Linked DNA regions of Homo sapiens: region 2 is linked to region 1. Evidence: chromatin contacts called from ENCODE Hi-C or POLR2A ChIA-PET data. All regions are on one chromosome and are shown on one strand. The core of a region is the stretch at or near the end of the contact, and the rest is flanking DNA. Distances in the headings are between cores, read along the strand shown. Region 1 holds the start of MYO5A (myosin VA). Region 2 has its middle 51 kb from the start of ATOSA.

Region 1 (7,277 bases), core at 4,778-7,277:
AAAAAAGCTAAAAGTACCAGGAAGATCTAAAATATGTGGCAGCAGCAATTCTCATTAGAATCAGAATCTCTCTGTAATCTTTTCTGGACAATACACAAAACTTTCACACTTCAAGAAACAGTAACAAATTTCAAGAGGAAATAATGGGCATTTTGCTTTGTCAAGCTATGTAAAGAAGTATTTCTTAGTAGCATTCAAGTTCCACAGAGGCAGTCAAAATTTGTGATGAAACAGGAATTAATTTTCAGTTTCCAAGTCTGGAGCTACTGGCATTATTTCATACTACTCCTGCTCCTTCCCATCCTATATGTAATCCATCTCGGAGAGACCTGTCTCTCGGATTTATCCTCTTCTTTCCCACACCTTCTGCCCCTGCCTCAGTCCACCAGACCTTCACCACTTCACATTTTGTTTCCTGAAAGTTTCCTGGTCTCCCTGGTTCCCAGTTCTATTACTCATCCTGTTCAACATGCCTGAAAATGTGTTTACTTGTTTAACCACATCTTTATACCCTGCTTCGTCCCTACAAGTGGACTGATCATGCCAAACCATTATTTTCATTCCATCCCTCCCCTGCTTAAGTATTCATTCAACAAATATTCAATGAGCAGCTATTCTGTGTAACACTGGGCTAGGCTCTACAGGAGGTAAACAAAACAGCATGTCAGGGGGCTTAGAGTATCGTGGGAGTGGTAAACATATACACAAATACAGTAACCGTAATAAGACAGAAACATGTTTGGGACATTAAGACAGAGAAAAAGAGTACTAGTGGGAGTTCCAAATCTGAGCTATCAGCTGGATGTCAACTGAAATTAGAATTGATATAGAAGAAGTCGAATGTGAAAGACAAGAAAAAAGATACGGAGGTTTCCAAGCTGCGGAACTAGGAGAACAGCAAGTCGTTAACAGGCCTAGGAACACCAGGAGGAAATTCAAATGGAAAGGGCATGACAGGAGACTTGAGGACAGCTAACATCCTTGCCAAACTCCAAGTCAGGGCACATGATCAGAGATGAGATTTCTGTTCCTCTTTAAGATGTTGGAAGCAGTCTGAGAAATACAGTCTCGACATGAAAATATTAGAATTTCCAAGATCAGTAGTTTGAAGAGACAGTGCCATAGAATATAAAAGTGGATCTATCCCAGAAAAAATCTAGGCCATGTGGCTCCTGTATATATGAGAGGATATGTTGGGAATGGAAAGTTACACATATACAATCTACTGACCTTAAGAGCTGTTTCATCTAGGCAAGTTAACATGCTTTGCAAATGTGGAATTTTAGATTGTCTTTGCACTGTTACAATACTCAGCATCTCAGCACACATGGGAACCTCCTAATCAAACAGCTTCAGGTAAAAACAAAACAAAACACAAAAGTAAACAAAAAAATTAAAACTTTTTTAAAATTAAAAATAAGCCAGGCATGGTGGCTCATGTCTGTAATCTCAACACTTTGAGTGGCCGAGGCAGGAGAATCATTTGACCTGAGGAGTTAGAGATCAGCCTGGGCAACACAGCAAGATCCTGTCTCTGTAAAAAGTACAAAAATTAGCTGGGTTTGGTAGCACATGCCTGTAGATTCAGCTACCCAGGAAGGTGAGGTGGGAGGATGGCTTGCACCTGGGAGGTCGATACTGCAATGAGCCATGTTCACACCACTACACCTCAGCCTGGACAACAGAGTGAGACCCTGAACCTAAATAAATAAATAAATAAATAAATAAATAAATAAATAAAATAGGCTGGGTGTGGTGGCTCATGCCTGTAATCCCACACTATGGGAGGTGGAAGCAGGAGGATCACTTGAGTCCAGGAGTTTAAGACCAGCCTGGGCAACATACTGAGACTATCTCTAGAAGAAATTTAAAAATTAGCTGGGTGCATAGCTGTGGTCCCAGCTACTCACGAGGCTGAGGTGGGAGGACAGCTTGAGCCCAGGAGTTAAAGGCTACAGTGAGCCATGTTCATTTCACTGCACTCCAGCCTGGGTGACACAGTGAGACCCTGTCTCAAAAAAAATAAAAAATTAAAAAAAAAAAAACCCAGCTTCAAGTAATCTTGACCATCCTATAGCATGGATACCATGGTGCTATCCATGGTGTCTGGGAACATGATGACAGGAGGAATAGCATGCCATTCATTATAATGTTCCCGATAATCCTTCTAGGTCTAATTGATAAACCCTACTCCACAAATGTAGAATTGCTTCTAGTTACCAAAAGCACCTATGGATGATGTATGATATAGATATCCACTGGCAAGTCAAGACTAGCAAATATTTTCAAAATCAGAAGCAATGAGATATCATAGTTTCCTTTAATTCTTTTGGGAGCAAGGCAGGTTGACCACAAACACATCAACATACTACTCTGTGAATAAACCAAAAACCATTGAATAGTACACTTTAAATGGTGAATTATATGGTATAAGACACATATCTCAATAAAGCTGTTATTTTTAAAAATCAACAAAACATGTTTTAACCAAAATATTCGTTTCCAGACAAGTATCCCAAGAACCTAGCTATTGTCCTTAAAATGTTTATACTGCTGGAAAAACTTACAAAATGGAAGCCTTGTTAAATTGCTGTGACAAAACCATTACCATTCTGGCTAAAAAGAAGAAATTGAACAGTCTCTTGTCCTTCACTGTAATAGGAACTGATCTGTATCACACATTAAAATCTGCCCTTAAGATCTGAATGACATTTTTTTAAAGAGCACTTTTCAGATTTAACCACAATGTTAAATACCATAATTATGGCATATCACTAATACATCTTTCCTTGTAATCTATCCTAGAACTTCCTTCCTATAATCCTCTGCAAGGGGAAGATCCTTGTGCTTATCCACTGATAATACTTCTAATGATTTTCCTATTCCTCTAGTAATTACAATAGTAGTTTTTATCTCTGGAATCAGCCCAACCTTCCCCATGTCCCAACCCATTCCCTAACTTCTACTAATAAATATCATACCAGCTGTCTGCCTGCTGTTGAGGTAACAGCAGGTTATTTATGCCCCTATAGATTCAAAGTGGGTCAAGAATGTAAGAAGCAGACTATGAGCGTGTTGAGGGAAAGGACTGTATCTTGTTCATTGTTAAATCCTCTAAACATTAAGCAAAGTACCTGGCACACAGGATGCCTGATAAGTATTTCTGCTTGCCATTAAGCTAAGGCCCATTCACAAAAAGAATTTGCCAACAAATAACCAAGTAACCAGACTATTAATTAGGCATAAGTATATTTAGAAGAAGGCAGTGTAAGCCCCAACTTCAGTCTTGATCTCTAAGCCAGTCTGTCTTTATAATGACAAAGAGGTTAAAAAAAATTTTTTTTCAACACACGGTCTTGCTGTTTTGCCCAGGATGGAGTGCAGTGGCACAGTCATGGCTCACTGCAGCCTCAACCTCCCAGGCTCAAGCAATCTTCCTGCCTCAGCTGATCATCCTGCCTCAGCTCTCGAGTAGCTGGGACCGCAGGCGTGACTAACTCGCCCAGCTAATTTTTATTTATTTATTTATTTATTTTTTGAGACAGAGTTTCGCTCTTGTTGCCCAGGCTCGCGATCTTGGTTCACTGCAACCTCCGCCTTCCAGGTTCAAGTGATTCTCCTGCCTCAGCCTCCTGAGTAGCTGGGATTACAGGCATGCGCCACCACGCCCAGCTAATTTTCTATTTTTAGTAGAGACGGGGTTTTGCCATGTTGGTCAAGATGGTCTCGAACTCCTGACCTCAGGTGATTCACCCACCTCGGCAACGTGTTGGGATTACAGGCGTGAGCTACCGTGCCCAGCCTAACTTTTTAATTTTTTTGTAGAGACCAGGTCTCATTATGTTCCTCAGGCTGTTAAAAGGTAAATTTTAAAATAGATTGTGATAAAGCTGTGACAGAAGCCCAAAACTTTACCATTTACAAATCACAACATCTTTTCAATTTTTTCTCCCAAATTATCCTGGGGGAAAAAAGCATTCGAAATCCAACAACAATTTATTATCCACTCAGTCTCTAGTTAAGCAGCCTACTATTAGGTGACTCAAAGATGACTGCTCACCATATAGAACGGAGGGTGTCCAATCTTTTGGCTTCCCTGGGCCACACTGGAAGAAGAATTTTCTTTGGCCACACATAAAATACACTAATGATAAATGATGAGCTAAAAAAAAAATTGCAAAAAAAACACAACAACCCATGTTTTAAGAAAGTTTATGAATTTGTGTTGGGGCACATTCAAAGCCGTCCTGGGCCCACATGCGGCCCATGGGCTGCGGGTTGGACAAACTTGATGTAGAAGTGGAGGGGATGGGCTACACAAAGTAACCAAGGAATGTTTACAGACTGATTATCTCTTCATGTGAAAATGATTTTGATATTTCTTAATATCGACCTCATAAGTTCCTTATGAGGATTATGAGTTCATATTTTTAAAACGCTTAAAACAGTACCTGGCACATAGCAAGCACCATATTAAGTGTTTAAGTTACTTTTAATCAGTTTCCAATTGCATTCGTTCATATGTTAGAGATCTACAATGCCTAAAGAAATTACCAGGTTGAGAGAGAAGTTCCAACTGTACAGTCGTTAAATCTAAAACTAGAAAGAAAGAGGTCTCAGACAATGTTTCATGCAAGCTCATTTCATGGTTGAAGAAATTAATCATATATCTCATATTTGCAGAGAAATTCATAGGTTACAAAAAGCTTTCACAACGATTATTAAGTTTGATTCTCACAACAGCTTGTAAGGGATGCAAGGCAAGTATAATTAACTGCATTTACTCATTAGGAAATCGAACCAGAGATGTTAAGTGACTTGTCCAAGGTCACAGTTAGTAAGTCCCGGCTTGAATCCAGGTCTCTTGATGCCCAGTCTTCTTTCCTCTACAAAACACACTGCAACTTGGGCCCTGGACTTCAGTGACATTTGGAAACAATGATTCCAGTGATTACAGGACCCTAAATGAAAGTTCTGTTGCAAAAGCTAATGTGAAAAGGCAACTCTATTAACTGCATGTAGAAGTAATCAATATCTGGCAAAATATCTACCTACACATGAGTGTACAGTATAAAATGCCATGATTACATATATTCACAAAGGTCATCACAAATCTGCGCAGCACTCAAGTGACAGTTCTCCATAATATGTCATTCAGAGATCGCCAGACCCTGAGTATATTGATGTCAGTCTAAGAAAAGACTGCCACTTCCCTTAAACCAAACCCAGAAGGGAAAGGCTTGCCCCAGAGGATGGTAAAGACATGGAGCCTAACAAGGCTCTGCGGGATTACACGCAGGTTGCAAACTCCCAGCGATAAATGAGTACCGACCCTCCCAGCCGGTGAATCAGCTCGCGTTCATCCGGCAGCATCTTTCCCCGGGGCTCGCCACCCCCAGCGCAGCTAAACTGGGGAGCTAAAGGTGATACGGCCACCGTTTGCAGGATTCAAAATAACCTCACAGAAAGGCTAGCTGGCGGTAGAAGCGGCACTGCATACCAACACAAGACGTTATTTTAAGCGCGTGTCCCCACGAGAGAACCCATCCGATCTACTGGAGCAAGCATCTCCCACCCGCCGGGAATTTTCCAAAGCCAAGCAGGAGGGGAGGCACGCCCGCCCTGCTAAATCCACATGGGCCCCCTTTCCACTCCGAAGCCCGCTCTGCCCCCAGCTCGAGCAGCGCGGCAGGGGCCTGGGAGACCCCCGAGGCGGGCCACCTTCCGCCGCCTTCACCATCTCGCCCGAAAGAGGAAGGTGCCGCAGCGGGCGACCGGCTGGTAGGGCCGAGGGTTCTGAGGCGCTGAAGGGGATGGCGCTGGTGGGGCTCGCCTGGGCCCGGCGCTCCCGCCCCCTCCCCAGCCTGACAGCTGGCGGCGAGGGCCGCACAGCCCCAGTCCTCGACGCCGGCCGCGGGGTGCCTTACCTTTGTGTAGAGCTCCGACGCAGCCATGGCGGGCCCCGCGCGCCTACGCCCCCCGCCTGTGCGGAGGCCGCACCTCGCCTGGGCGGCCGCCCGAGCGGACTAGGAAGCGCCCGCAGCCGCCGGCAGGGAGCAGGGCAGGGCAGGGCCGGGCGGGGAGGGCCGCGCGGGGCGGGGCGGGGCGGGGCGCCTCAGGCGCTGGCCGCCCGCAGGGGCCTCGCCATCACTCCCGGGCTCGCCGCGAGCAGCCGCGAGCGCTCCACCTGCCCGGGGTCCTAGGGGTCGCCGCCGCCGCCGCAGCCACTTCGGCGGCCCGCGATGCTGCCTCCGCTGCCGCCGCCGCCACCGCCGCCGCCCTGTGCATTATGGGAGCGGGAGGAGGCTGCGCTCCAGCGCTGCCACCGCGGCTGCTCTGGGCTCTCTCGGGCTCACGCTGCCTCCCATCGGCTACGAGCACAGAGCATCATCATCATCAGCCTGCCAGCCGGCCCCGCCGCCGCCTCGCGCCCTGCCGAGGCCCGGAAACCCGCCCGGGACGTGAGCCCCGAGGGCGCGGCACACCCCGGGCGCCCCCACCCCGAAGCGAGCCCGGGGCCCTCTGCTGCGGAGCCTAGCTCCCGCGGTAGCGCAGCCATGGCACGGGCTGTTACTGTGTCCGAATAAACGATGGGAGCCTCCAGGCTGCTCCTCCCGTCCTTCCAAGCATTCCTAGGGAGAGGATTTAGGGGAAGCCCTCTTGAAAGACTGTAGAATAACCCAGGACTGTAGAAGAGCCTTGTCAGCAGCAGTGACCCGGGAGATGGGCAATGCAGGACCGGGAATTTCAGGTTAAGGTTGATCACCAAGGTCATTCCGAGCACCTCGATGTCTGCAGCAAAGTCGTCTCCCGATACCAGAGGGCAAGGGCCGCTTCTAAGCTACAGAAACTTAAGTGACTTTGAAACGAGATAGCCCGGGGACAGCCCAGGTGCCTCTTTCCTAGACCTGTGCGTTTGCGGAGATGCAACTACCCTTCTGTCCCAGCCTTCTTCCCGTCCTGTTCGCTGCTGGTGATTGTCGGCTCCATGGTGGCACCTGAAGTTTATCCGGTTGCCACCTGAAAATGACGGAGTACTTACATGGAAAATCTGTATTACAGTTTAACTCAACATCAAAAGGGCAAAGCCGCCCTCACTCTCCTCACGGTGATCCTTGAACATCCAGCACAAGAATGTGGTCTTTCTACTCCCAACCCTGCGCTGTCTTCATCCTCTATCTTCTCCCCACCCTCATTGTCGTTTCTGGTTGAATAATCTTCATTCTTTATTGTTGTCGTTGTTGTTGTTGCTGTTTTTGTTTGTTTAATCCCTGCCT
Region 2 (7,277 bases), core at 2,217-4,716, 200 kb after region 1:
GTCTCTTTTTTCTTTGTGTGTGATTCTAACTTCTATTTCTTTAGACATTTCATACAGTTTTATTTTATACTCTTTATCTGATAATTCTAGTACTTAAAGTTTTAGGAGGGTTCTAACTCTGTTGTTTTTGCTGATGCTCACTCATGGTTTCTCTTGCCCCTATTTTTGTTTTATTTTGAGACAGGGTCTTGCTCTGTTGCCCAGGCTGGAGTGCAGTGGCTCGATCACAGCTCACTGCGGCCTCAACCTCCTGGGCTCAAGCCATCCTCTTGCCTCAGCCTCCTGAGTAGCTGGGACTATAGGTGTGTGCCACCATGCCTGGCTAATTTTTTATTTTTTGTGGAGACCAGATCACCCTATGTTGCCCAGGCTTGGCTCAAGCTATCCTCCCACCTCGGCCTCTCAAAGTGTTGGGATTACAGGTGTGAGCCACTGTGTCCAGGCTCCTCTTACCCATGTTGATCTTTGGTAGTGTTTGTACATTTGTTTGATCTTAATCTGTAGGAAACCTTAGGGCGTAAACTGAGATTGCTTTCTTTCAGAGGAAATTTTCATTTGTATCTGCACGCAGGAGGCACTGCCCACATGGGAACATTTGACGTCTTCCAGGGTCCTTGGCTTACTCTGAGGTCTAGGGTTCAGCACCTTCACTTTGCTGCTGACCCAAGTCTTAGGCTCTGTTATGGCCTGAATCATGTCCTTCTCAAATTCATATATTAAAGTCGCAACCACCATTACCTAAGAATGCAACCATTTTCAGTTAAGATTTTTAAAAAGCGATTAACTTAAAATGAGGCCCTTGGGGTGGGACTGTAATTCAATATGACTAGTGTCTTTATAGAGGAAGAGACACCAATGAGGTGTGCCCACAGGGTTGACCCTGGGAAGAGGCAGCAAGAGGGCCACCATCTGTAGACCCAGGAGGGCAGCCTCAGAAGAACCCAACACTATCAGCTCCTTGATTTTGCACTGCTAGCCTCCAGAACCGTGAGAAAATAAATTTCTATTGTGTAAGCCACCCAGTCTATGGTACTTTGTTATGGCAACCCAAGCAGACTAATACAGCCTCCATAGGGCAGTTTGTTAGGGTTTGCCTTTAGGGTAACTGCAGCTTTCCTGTGCACCTGCTATTCATCATTTGGATTCAGCTCATATTTTCATCCCTGCCCCCGGGGAATTTCCCTTACTTCCTACAAGCTCACTGATGCAAATAAAAGCATGTTTCCATGCAGGTCTAGTTGTTCTGTTGGGGTATCTATTCAGAGTGTCTGGTCTGCCACACTGCCTGAAGTGCCTCAGAGTCCACTGCTTCCTTAAATGCTGATTTCACGGCTTTCTTCTGTGATATCTTCCTGAGAAATCATCTCCCACAGGAATACTTCCCTCCTTAAACTCTTAGCACTTATTTATGCATTATTTATTGTCACTTAGGCTTCCTTAGAATTAGTCACTGGCTGGGCACTGTGGCTCACGCCTGTAATCCCAGCACTTTGGGAAGTCGAGGTGGGTGGATCACCTAAGGTCAGGAGTTCTAGACCAGCCTGGCCAACATGGTGAAACACCATCTCTACAAAAATAAAAAATTACCCCTGGTGATGGGTGCCTGTAATCCCAGCTACTGGGGAAGCTGAGGCGGGAGAATCGCTTGAACCCGGGAGGTGGAGGTTGCAGTGAATTGAGATCACACCATTGCGCTCTAGCCTGGGCGACAGAGCAAGATTCTGTCTCAAAAAAAAAAAAAAAAAAAAAAAAGAGTTACCAACTATTTCCTTGAAAACAGAGGTCAGACCGTACACCTCTTCCCTCATGCAGCTCATAGGACAATCCTAGACACAATGTGTGCCGATTTCATGTTTCTGGAATGAGGGAATATAAAATAAAAAACCAAGAGCCAGAAACCTGTTCGCTGTCAGTATTACATTAAAAAGACTGCATGAACCATAGAGTTGACTGTGGATATTAAGTGGTCCAAACATGTTTTAACAACAAAAAGATCACATCTCAGGCCTGATTCCAGGGAGCCCTGGAGTAATGAAAAGACCTTTCATTATTGATCAGAAACACCCCTGAAAGGAAATGAAAATTGAAGGGATCAGATCAGTAATCCTAATTTATTTAGCAAGTTCTGATCTTCCTGAGAAACAAAAAAAATAATAGAAACTAAATTTATCTTGCACTGCCTCAAACCGGAAAGGAAAATACAGTCACCTGTTGTGACTCATTTGCAGTCTATTTTGTAATGGTTTCCAGATTCCTCTTCCAATTAAAAAGCAGGCCAGAAGAACCAAGATTGTTTAGTTAAGTCTGTTTGGTAATAGGTTTTAGACCGTAACTACATAAAGTCACTTACAATAAGGGATCAGAGTCTGTAAATGAATTCTGATTTTAAAAATTAGTGAGATTTCAGGGTTCTGCAATTAATTGGGTCATTTCATTTTGCTGAAGAAATAAAAAGGAATGAAGTGCAAAACAAATATTTAATGGTCATATAGCCACATGGTCATAATAATTTTATTATATTAGGATTTCTTTCTTTTCTCTCTCTCTTCTCTCTTTTTTTTTTTTTTGAGGTGGAGTCTCACTCTGTTGCCAGGCTGGAGTGCAGTGGCGTGATCTCAGCTCACTGCAACCTCTGCCTCCCGGGTTCAAGTGATTCTTGGGGTTTCATTTTTAAAAAGCTAATACATGAATCCCAGTCAGGAAGAAGAGGGACGATGAATAGTTAGGAAGCTGAAGGGGTAGAAAGAGGAGAATGGAGATGTAAAATGCAGAGACCGCAGCAGAGAGGAGTTGGCTTCCAAGGCTACCTTTTTTGAGGTGACTCAGAAATCTGGAAGTAGCCCTCCTCCCTTCCAGCCCCAAAGGGCTTCTTGAGGGGTTCCAACAAGCATTTGGAGTCTGGACAGCTATAAACTGTATATTACCCTGTCCCTGCCTTGCAACTAGGTGTATTCTATATCCATGATACAAGAGAAGCCCATTCTTCATTGACTGAGAGACTGCTAGGAGGTCAGGATTGTTCTTAGACCAGTTTGAACCCCAAAAACCTAAACTGAATTTGATTTAGATTCTTGAATAGGCTCCAGTTTCTGAAAGGATCACATAGCCTTGTAATCAGAATGCTGGTGGTTTCCGAAGCTGTTGCCTTTCTTTTTTAACCAAACTCACCACCTGCTTAAATTTAGCCTTCTTTTCTCTTTATGGAAGGGACAGTTATCTCCAAATGGGTCTAAACTCAAGTTACTTTCTAGCCCAGCAGTTGCTCAGCTGGTAGCTTGTGGGGATATATTTATTTAAGTGAAGTGTCTGCATCCTCTTCTGTTAATCAATTCTGGAAATCAACATCTCTCCACTCCTTCTTTTGGTGAGAGAAAAATCCACCCTCCCCAAATCTGCAAAGACTCTGCATAGCACACATGCTTCAACTTTTGTCCTCTTCTCACAGATGGCATGATCCATTTCCTGTTGACTTGGTTTGTCTCACGCACGTGCCATTAGATCTAATGACTAACGCATGCCACCTTCTGAAGAGAACCTAAATAACCTTCCTGTAATTCTAGTTCTTTTGTAATAGACCCAAATCTGGTTTCTCTTCCTGGTCTACTTAAGGCAAATGCTATGGAGGTAATTTTTCTATCCCCTTGCCAAAGGATGTGAGGGTAAGGTTAGCGACCCACTGCTGCACTGCACTTCTGCTTCAGAAGCAAAAGAAAGACAATAGCCAAAGGGTTACTGGAGAAGCATAATAAATAGTTTTCACTTATTACAGCTTTTATGGTCCAATTCTCCAAGGTGCATAAAACCAGCACATTGAGATAGGGCAAATGAGTCTAAGTGTTATATCGTGGCTTTCTTGTCTCATAGTACACCCCGGAGAATACCTGAAACCCTGCGTTAGCCAACACCAAGGTTAAAAATACCTCTCTCTCCTCTGGCTGGGGGAGAGAGCAGGTTTCACCTTGTCGAGGGACAGTGAAGGCCATAGCCGCACTTTCTTGACTAGGACATTCTCTTGCTGGAGACCTGCCTAAATACAAGTATAGCCCACCATAGAATTTCTCCCAGAAACATGGTCGGCTCCGTCTTGAGCTGTCATCATAACTTCAGAAGAGTTGGGAAGGGCTTTCTTCTAGCAAAAACTACCTCCTCTACCTTAATAGCTAGAGAGTCAGCCACCTGAAATTCTTTTCCTTTTTTCCTTTAAAAAAAAAAAAAAAAGACAGACTCTTGCTATATTGCCCAGGGTGGTCTCGAACTCCTGCTTTCAAGTGATCTTCCCGCCTAGTCCTTCCAAAGTCCTGGGATTACAGATGTGAGCCACCCTACTTGGCCAGCCACCTGAAATTCTATCAGTGACAGATTCCTTTAGCTGAAGTCATGTTCAAATGTAATCCTCCCAAGAATGGTAACATTATACATCAATGCATTAAACAAAACAACCTGTGCTTATTGAAAAAGTCATATGTGCACACGGTAAAACAAAATTCAAATAGTACAAAAGGGTATATAGCTGGGCACAGTGACTCATGCCTGTAATCCCAGCAGTTGGGGAGGCTGAGGCAGGAGGATCACTTGAAGCTAGGAGTTCAAGACCAGGGCAAAAAACAAGGCCCCTGACTCTACAAAAAAAAAAAAATTAGCTCAGCATGGTGGCATGTGCCTATGGTCCCAGCGACTCAGGAGGCTGAAGTGAGCTATGACTCCACCACTGTACTCCAGCCTGTACCGTGGAGTGAGACCCTGTCTCTAAAGAAAAAAAAAAAAAAAGAGTATACATTAAAATTGGTCTTCTTCTTCCCCAGTATCCTCAGTACCCCAGTTATTCCCCATCTCGCCAACCCCCATCCCCCAGCAATCACACTTAGCAGCCTTATCTGGGCTTCCCGAAATATTCTGTACATATTCAGGCATATGTATAATATATACCCCTTTATAGCCCTCCCTCTTTTTGCCTCCTTGCTTTTGCTCCAAGGGTAACTTAGCACTTGGAGAGGGATTTCATCCTTCCCAGCAGCTGCCCTGTGTTCCATGGTCACCACAACAGAGGGTAGAAGCTGGCCTGGCTTAAGGATGATTGAGAGGCTCAATATTTCCTTCAACAAACAAACAAAAAATGCCAAGGCCACCTTAAGGTGGCTTGCTTTAGTAAGAGATAAGCTCATAAAACAGTATTTATTCAATAAAACCTGGCAAAATATTTTAGGAGTAAGTTAAGTTTTGCCAAGAGAAGTGCTTATAAACTTTGAGAGCAAGGTAGACCTTCACATATCCAGGCTTCTTCTACCTGAATTTGTTGCTGCTACTCTTGCTTTTGTCCCTTATGGGTTTAGGGTGCAGGTAGAGACCAGGCAGAGCAGTTGTGAAAGTAGAAGGGGTTGGGCCTTGCCCAGAATGAGGAGTGAGATCAGGATAGCGTTGTAAGTCAAAAATAAAAACAGACAAATCCATTTCCCAAGAGAACACAAGGGAGTTTCCTGTAGAAGCCTGTAACATTCTGATTTCTATACAAAACATTTCATGTTTGTGACTTACTTGATTCTAAGGTTAGAGTTAAGTAGACTCCATTCATATAATGAATAAATAAGTAGGTTTTGTGTTTCATGAGATTAAGATAAATGTGGTCTAACTGAGAAGTACCAGTTTCATACATGTTTGATACTTTATATAACTTGTATAATGATCATTTATGTCACTCAGCTTTTCCGTGTGACACTTTCTCCATTTATAAGATACACTTAGCATTCTGTCAGTTTAGAAACGTTTACCTGAATCTCAAATTTTAGATCTAACTTCCAGGTTACAAAAAATTCAAAGAATAGAGAAAAAGCTGTATAACATCACTAAGAAGCCATTAGACACATCCAGGAGGCCTGGCATTTGGCAGGTCAGCTGATGCCATGTCAACAGTCAGTAGCATGACAGAAAGAGACTGTTAGAGATTGAGAGACTATAGGGACATTAAAAAACAGGTGCAATGTATCGTCTTGTATTGGATCTTAGTTTAGAGAAACCAAGTATAAAGGACATTTTTAGGACAATTTGGGAAATTTGAGTTTTAATTAGGAATTATATATTAAAGAATATAATTATTTTATTTAATTTTTTCCCCAGAAAATCCTTACGCAGAAAGGAATATAACCATACCATTTGGCTACATGTAAAAATGTTATTTTGACTCTAAAAAAAGTTTTATTTGCAAAAGATGTACCCTGAAGTTAAAAAAACAGTGTTTTTCCTCTCCTTGAACTTTGAGTTCTTGAAGGTTACCAGACCAGGATAAACATGGCTATGCTACATTTTCATTTTTGTGCTGGTTGCTCAGAAGCAAGTGTCATTACTGACAACTGGGATGGGGTGTGTGGAGAGGAAATTACAGCAAATCAAAATGTTTGCAGCCATACATGGCTGTGATTCTTGAGTTACCTCTTTGTGGGTGTTGAGTTCTTGTATTAAGTTTTGCACCATCAGCAGAGCAGGACATGTGTTATGTAAAGCCAGGGTTCTTGCATCACAGTATTCAAGCCCTCTTACCCAGATCCTATCACATTCAGCTGCAGATGTAGCAAGAAGTTCCAAAGCAGGAAAAAAAAAAAAAAAAAAAGCATGTCCCAGGACTACAACCTGCCCTCTGGGTCTCAGTATATTATGAATGAAAGTGAACAATAAAGACTCCCTGTTGGGTGGGAAGGCAGAGGGAAGTCACTTGAGGCTTCAGGGCCCTCCAAGCATAGAAACCTCAATCATGCCTGAGTCTCTCTTTTCTAAGAAGTCCTTTCTCAGGAGGAACCAGTGAGAAGAACCAACTATTATCGGTGCGCTCCAGCTTCCTGGGCTGGAAGATTTGGACTAGACCTTGAGGTTCCTATAGAGACAGCTGCCCTTAGTGGCCCCCAACCTGGGCCTGGACCTGAGAGTCAGGAACAGCTCCCATTGGAACTGCCTCTTTAAGCTCATTCCTGTCTGTCCTAATATCCCTCAAGCCTAGGTCCCAGGGAGCCCTGCTGGATTCTGGCTGATTCAGAAGGCCATGTCCTACACATCCTTCCAAGTGGCTGCTCTGCTGAGTGGGCTGGGAGGAGGTGCAGCCTGCTGGGCAGTGAGCGTTGACTGAGTATTTTGATAGCACTGGGGAGCTCTCTGAGCAGGCACCACCATGCCCATCTGTCCATTAGCAGTAGGCTATGGATTAGGAGTGGTAGAAAGGATATCTTTAAATAGATTTCTTTGTTTGTTTGTTTGGTTTGAGGCCTAGTGATTGAGGTCACTCTGGGAAAAGC

The links. A loop is a pair of places that touch in the nucleus more often than their neighbours do. ChIA-PET counts read pairs that join two places held with the same protein, here RNA polymerase II (POLR2A). Pooled maps may share reads with other maps.
Region 2: a loop to region 1 is called in a map of gastrocnemius medialis, with 4 times the contacts of the local background. The contact joins the enhancer-like site here to the promoter of MYO5A in region 1. A Hi-C loop is called at or near these places in 26 of 168 maps with a recorded cell type or tissue (A673, CD4-positive, alpha-beta memory T cell, CD8-positive, alpha-beta T cell and 20 more), 31 of 37 single-sample maps with no recorded cell type and 35 of 50 pooled maps. POLR2A ChIA-PET finds 5 or more read pairs at or near these places in 6 of 52 experiments (HepG2, OCI-LY7, Panc1 and 3 more).

The regions. Positions count from the first base shown.
Region 1 is chr15:52,522,853-52,530,129 of GRCh38, forward strand. MYO5A (myosin VA) reads right to left here and starts at 6,028. Exons shown (of 42, transcript NM_001382347.1): 1 at 5,928-6,028. The coding sequence starts at 5,954. RefSeq lists a silencer at 5,678-6,557.
Region 2 is chr15:52,726,870-52,734,146 of GRCh38, forward strand. No RefSeq gene overlaps it. Among named protein-coding and RNA genes, the nearest start is that of ATOSA, 51 kb to the left of the region's middle. Within about 2 kb of position 3,467, at least 5 of the 41 ENCODE cell types and tissues checked have a DNase peak (open chromatin) inside an H3K27ac peak, as active enhancers do; they include CD8-positive, alpha-beta T cell, OCI-LY7, endothelial cell of umbilical vein and 2 more, where a contact is called at or near this core.